Regions from separate parts of the Homo sapiens genome. Here region 2 is linked to region 1. The links are chromatin contacts, found by Hi-C or POLR2A ChIA-PET in ENCODE. All regions are on one chromosome and are shown on one strand. The core of a region is the stretch at or near the end of the contact, and the rest is flanking DNA. Distances in the headings are between cores, read along the strand shown.

The links. A loop is a pair of places that touch in the nucleus more often than their neighbours do. ChIA-PET counts read pairs that join two places held with the same protein, here RNA polymerase II (POLR2A).
Region 2: a map of endothelial cell of umbilical vein shows a loop between it and region 1 (10-fold over the local background). The contact joins two enhancer-like sites. A Hi-C loop is called at or near these places in 1 of 168 maps with a recorded cell type or tissue (endothelial cell of umbilical vein). POLR2A ChIA-PET finds 5 or more read pairs at or near these places in 2 of 52 experiments (CD4-positive, alpha-beta T cell and naive thymus-derived CD4-positive, alpha-beta T cell).

Annotation. Positions count from the first base shown.
Region 1 is chr3:100,039,170-100,041,869 of GRCh38, reverse strand. The region is part of intron 1 of CMSS1 (cms1 ribosomal small subunit homolog); the gene reads right to left. All of the region lies in intron 1 of FILIP1L (filamin A interacting protein 1 like), which reads left to right. LOC105374010 (a long non-coding RNA gene) reads right to left here. Exons shown (of 5, transcript NR_189163.1): 5 at 477-2,095. Among named protein-coding and RNA genes, the nearest start is that of FILIP1L, 74 kb to the left of the region's middle. Within about 2 kb of position 1,354, at least 16 of the 41 ENCODE cell types and tissues checked have a DNase peak (open chromatin) inside an H3K27ac peak, as active enhancers do; they include endothelial cell of umbilical vein, where a contact is called at or near this core.
Region 2 is chr3:100,123,180-100,125,879 of GRCh38, reverse strand. The region is part of intron 1 of CMSS1 (cms1 ribosomal small subunit homolog); the gene reads right to left. Among named protein-coding and RNA genes, the nearest start is that of FILIP1L, 10 kb to the right of the region's middle. Within about 2 kb of position 1,279, at least 11 of the 41 ENCODE cell types and tissues checked have a DNase peak (open chromatin) inside an H3K27ac peak, as active enhancers do; they include endothelial cell of umbilical vein, where a contact is called at or near this core.

The sequences.
Region 1 (2,700 bases), core at 105-2,604:
TCAGCATGTGATATACTTTCATGTTGAAAGAAGAAAAAGGTGAGATAAATCAAGGCACAACATGAGTTATCCTTTCTCCTGAATTTTACTGTTTAAAAGATCTCTGGTAGGTCTAAAACCATGCTACATAGACATAAAATACCTCCATTTCACTCATAGCCAGGATATCTGCACTTATCCCCCTTCCCCAAACCAAATACATACAAGTAATTCTATTTTCTTGGTAAGGCAATTGTTGATTAATGAATCATCTTTCCTGTAATTTTTATTTTTATTTTTTTTGTAGCCTTAGTTTGGCTAAGTTCCCTGGCATTCCTGTTGAAGTGTGTAATGGAAAATTTGACCTCACATTCTTTGCTTTTTTGTAACATCACAAAACACTGATATAACAGGGCTACTAAAAAGTAGCTTGGAGATGAAGGGATGCACATAAAGAAAAAGCTCAGTGTGGAAAGGAACAAAGACGCAGTAAATCATGTGGAAGGTAAATATTTAGCTTCACAGACCTGAAGTTACATTCATCTTCAAGTGCTTACAGCTTAGGATGTCATAGAGTTTCCATCATAATTTTGCTTTTCTAAAGAGATTACAAACCAGCCATAAAAAGCCATTCTCAAAATTAACTTGGAACACAGGTAGGCCATTTTGTAGATTCCATAGCTTGTTTGAAAAATGGTGATTTAGGGTGGGGCAGGCAGAAGAAAGGTGTCAGGAAGTGATTTCTTGCATTTAGCTATATCTGAGCTGAAATAAAACTTTGGCAGTCACCCTTCTGTGATCACATCCAACTGTCTAAGGAAAATGTAACAGGTCATACAGAGTCAACTTTGGTTAACTGTAAAGCGTGGGATTTGGCAGCAAAGACATACTTCAGGACAGATTTTTCAGCAAAATTCATAGTGGAATACATGAACTCGTTATAAAAACCTTTTTCTTTTTAAAATGAGACTCTCTTCCCTAAGGCAAAGAAACCATTTTTTCAAATGCATAATCCAGGCTCAAGGGACATCTACCCAGCCACTGACAAAGTTTCTCCCTTTGCAGCCCTAATGATCCTACAACCTGAGAAAATGTCAACTTGGCTGTGATGGGAAAAGAGTCCCACATGGCTCCCAGCACCACCCTCTCAAAATGTCACAACCTCTTGGCATAGGACATCCTGTTCAGCCTGTAATAGTCATTCAAATGAAGTGTTTCATGATAACAACACTGGCTTATGTGTGTATTGTCAACCAAGACCGTCCTAAAGGCTGTCAGAATGCATATATAAGGGCCTGTTCAGTCTATTAATCATCTAGATGTGCTGAAAAAAGGAAGGGGGGAAAAAGCAGATGCAGAGAAGTCTGTACAAATCACTACTAGTTACTCAGGCTGCTGGGAAAATGTGCAGATGTTTCTTGATGCTACCTAAACTGTTTCTAAAACCACGGTCACATCTGTGTACTCATCTATATTAAAATGGAATGCTATTATCTGGAACTATACAAATGATTCTCGGGGAGAGAACTTTAATATACTGTTTATGGCCTGGATAAATAGTATTTATTTGAATAATTAATACTTTTTTTAAAAGAGGGAGTTAGATGAGAATTATGCAAATGAAATATGCAAATAAGCCACAAGAGAGAACTCTTTGTTTAATCTTATGTTGTAAGTGGTAAGAGATGGTTACCTGTTCCAGAGATTGTCTTAGGTTCCTACTTCTCACTGGCTTTTGTGGGTGCAGGAAGAAAAAAAAATATTCAGACAGCTTGGATTGATTCATGTATCCAATTATAAAATGCAGGTAGATAGATCAAGAAAGTTGTTAACTATGAGGCCAGGCACGGTGGCTCATGCCTGTAATCCCAGCATTTTGGAAGGCCAAGGTGGGCGGATGATGAGGTCAAGAGATCGAGACCATCCTGGCTAACACAGTGAAACCCCATCTCTACTAAAAATACAAAAAATTAGCCGGGCATGGTGGCGGGCGTCTGTAGTCCCAGCTACTCGGGAGGCTGAGGCAGGAGAATGGTGTGAACCTGGGAGGTGGAGGTTGCAGTGAGCCGAGATCATGCCACTGCACTCCAGCCTGGGCAACAGAACAAGACTCCATCTCAAAAAAAAAAAAAAAGAAGAAAGTCGTTAACTGTGAAGAAAACCACTGGGGGGAATTACCACATGCCATTTAATATCTAATTTAAGGGAAGCACTGAGATCTTGGATGAAAAATTACTTGGTGATATACTGAAATATCAACTCTAGGGACAATGCTTTTCTAGATTCTTCTGGATTCCTAAAAATTTCCTAGATCTTATTTGGTATCTGGCTTTTCCAAGGTACTCCTGGTATCCCGCATATTATAAGACTGAATCTTACACTATCTAATTTGAAATAAATTTTACTGTTTTCCTTTCCATTAAGTATTAAACCAAGTTGGTATTTTTGTAGAACTCCACTGAAATCTTTATACTGTGAAATCTTTATACTACATACTGTGAAATATAATCATAGATTATATTTCATCTGCTCTTTGATATTCCTGTAGCAGGTGAGTCTTGGCTGTACTTCTTATGTACTTCATAGGCTGTACTACTGTGATCAAGAACACTTAGAAAAGGTTGCTCAGTTTTTTGAGGTCAAGTTAATAAGTAAAGCAGACTAACTGAATTAGATAAAATGCATAATGGTTTTCACCACTACAGTGAAAGGTCTGGGAAT
Region 2 (2,700 bases), core at 30-2,529, 84 kb before region 1:
TCATGCCCTAGGGCTAGAGTTTATTTACACTGGCTAGTTTATACCTTCCTCACTCAACCCTCCAGTTTCCCTTACTTTTATGCCAAAAAAAGGACACAGAGTTTTTCCTTTTTGTAATTTACATATGTAGAAAATATGTCCAAGTCAGGATGCCCCTTTCATCCACAGGAAGAGTCTGGGGCCACCTGACTCATCAACAGGACAAATCCAGAAATAGAAAATGCAATCTAGCTAAAAGAGAGAGACAAGTGGAAACTTTTAAGCCAGCACACAGCTAAGGTGTTATGTCATATGAAATTAATTATCTGAGGTCAGCGATTAGAGTTAGGTTACAGCCCAATCATAATTCTGCCTGCTAATTACTTGACCCGTTACAACATTTATTTCACTGAGAGTTGCTCAGCTATAACTTCCAAGGGTGGGCTTGGGACAGATGGAAGGAAGCAGACAGCCAGAGAAACAGCAACTCCTTCCTTTTGCAAACAGATGTGTCTCCCAGGCCCCTAACTAAAATGATTATTTCCTGCTTTTCTAAGTGAGGGATCAGATGTGTCCCGCTCTTCCCTTTCCAGCAAAACGAAGCACCTGAGATCACAGAGCTCTTCAGTGAAGTGCAAAAGATGACTGAAGAAATTGAGTTATGTTCCGTCATGAGAAGCACTAGAGTAACATGATAACAAAACCACCCTCCCTATGGGAAAGAGGAGGAAGCCAGGGAATAAATGGTGTGGCTAGAATGGTGCATTTATATATTTCTTTCACTTCCGAAGACTGACCTCTCCCAATAAAGAGATTTGGAGTGGCACTAAGAAGAAATGGCAATTGCCGAATGGAGATATTGGAATAATGCAAGTACTGTGAACAGGGGCAGCTCTAAAATACAGAGAATAAACAGCCCTTACTCAAAGGGAAGCGTCAAGCAGTGCCTGAGGGATTGTGCAGGAATGGCTGGTGGGGATGAGGTACAGACTGAAAACGGGGATCTGAGAGTTAGTACCTGACATGTGAACGCATATACATCTCATCAATTTATAAACCATTGACATCAATAATAAAGAGCAGCAGCAGCAACTGCTGCTGCTACTAGACAGCATATAGTGCCAGGTCCTGTCCCCAGAGCCTTGTGTTTACTACCTCGCTGAGGAGTGCTGTCCCCTGCTTTCTCACACGGGCCCAGGTGGCCTTTTGCCATTTGGGGATGTATTTCCTCCTCTAGGATGTCCTTGATGTTCAAGCAAGGCTATTGGTGCTGGGTGGTGAGGACTGCGAGGACAGGGAGGGAACCAGGACCTACCCCGTGACTGGTTTGCTGCAGGCTCCTAATCACATGAGGCTGCTGAGAAGGTCAGGGTCACCAGCTGTGACCTGGGGGCCAATGGAAAGGCCTGTACTCCTCAGCCTCTTGCTTTCTCTCATCATTCTCATTTCTGCCCCTAAATCTACTCACTGTGAAAGAAAACAAGGGAAACACTGATGCCTGTAGCTGAAGTGTGCAGTTGAATGGTCAGAAACTAGACTTCTCACATGTAATTGAATCATCATAGTGCTGGTGACAGCGTTCCTATTCCAACTTCCAATTTTCAAGTTATTGTTGGGGTTGAAATATCTCTCACCTCAGAATTTTTATTTTGGAAAATCTCCAAAGCACACTTTTAGCCAAAATTGAGTAACTGAAACAGGAAAAAAAAAATAGGAATGTTTTCAGCCACATTAAACTCTAACCAGATGCTCTTAAAAAACTTTTTGTATGTATACAGCACCTTTTATTCTAGCGGAGAGTCATGTTTTTCAGCTCTGAACTGTATCTGTCATAGACTGAAAATAGTAATACTTTAAGAGCCATGGTAACCACCTGACAAATATATCCTCTCCACATAGGAGGTAAAGAGGACCCCAGTGCTATCTCTAATTCTCCCTCTCTACCCAGACCACTAGAAATCCAAGTGAAGTTAATGTAATGAATATTTATTGAATACCTTATTTGTACCAGGAACAAAGGTGAAGAACACTGGGAAGTTGGCATGAATTTAACCAACCTGCAAAGTGAAAATGATAGCAGATCTAGGACATTGTACAAAGCGTTAGGGCCGGGACCTACCTTACTGGACCACCTGAAAGACAGCACTTCTGACACCTTTTCTTCTGTTAATCATCAGGCAGAGAGAAATGCTTTTGGCCTTTAGAGGAAGAGCCGTGTGAAGGAAAATTAATGATAGGCTGCCTACAGTCCATGAATTCCCAGGTCATTTTCCTTGGGTCTACCCAGCGCACGGCCTGGGAGTACCCTGTTCAGGCAGTATTTGGACCCCCAGCAACCACTTCGACCCTTCCATTCTCCATACGAGAGCCAAAAAGATCTTTCCAAAAGGTAAATAGGATCATGTAAACTTCCAGGTTAAAACATCGCAGCAGTCTGCTTTTATACTTAAAATAACACTCACACTCCCTAGCACCACCCCCAGGGCTCCCCTAACTGGGACCCTAATTCCTCCTTCAATCCCACTGCCTCCTCTTTGGCTCACAATACCCCAGCCATGCTGACCTCCTGGAGTGCCTAGAACATGGAAACTCCTTTCTTGCCCCGGAGCCTTCACACCTATTGTTCTCAGACCTGAACGCTTCCTCCTCTAGCTCCTTCACATCACTCCCATCTCAGGTTAAATGGCCTCTTCAGAGAGAGGTCTCCTCTGACATCTGAGG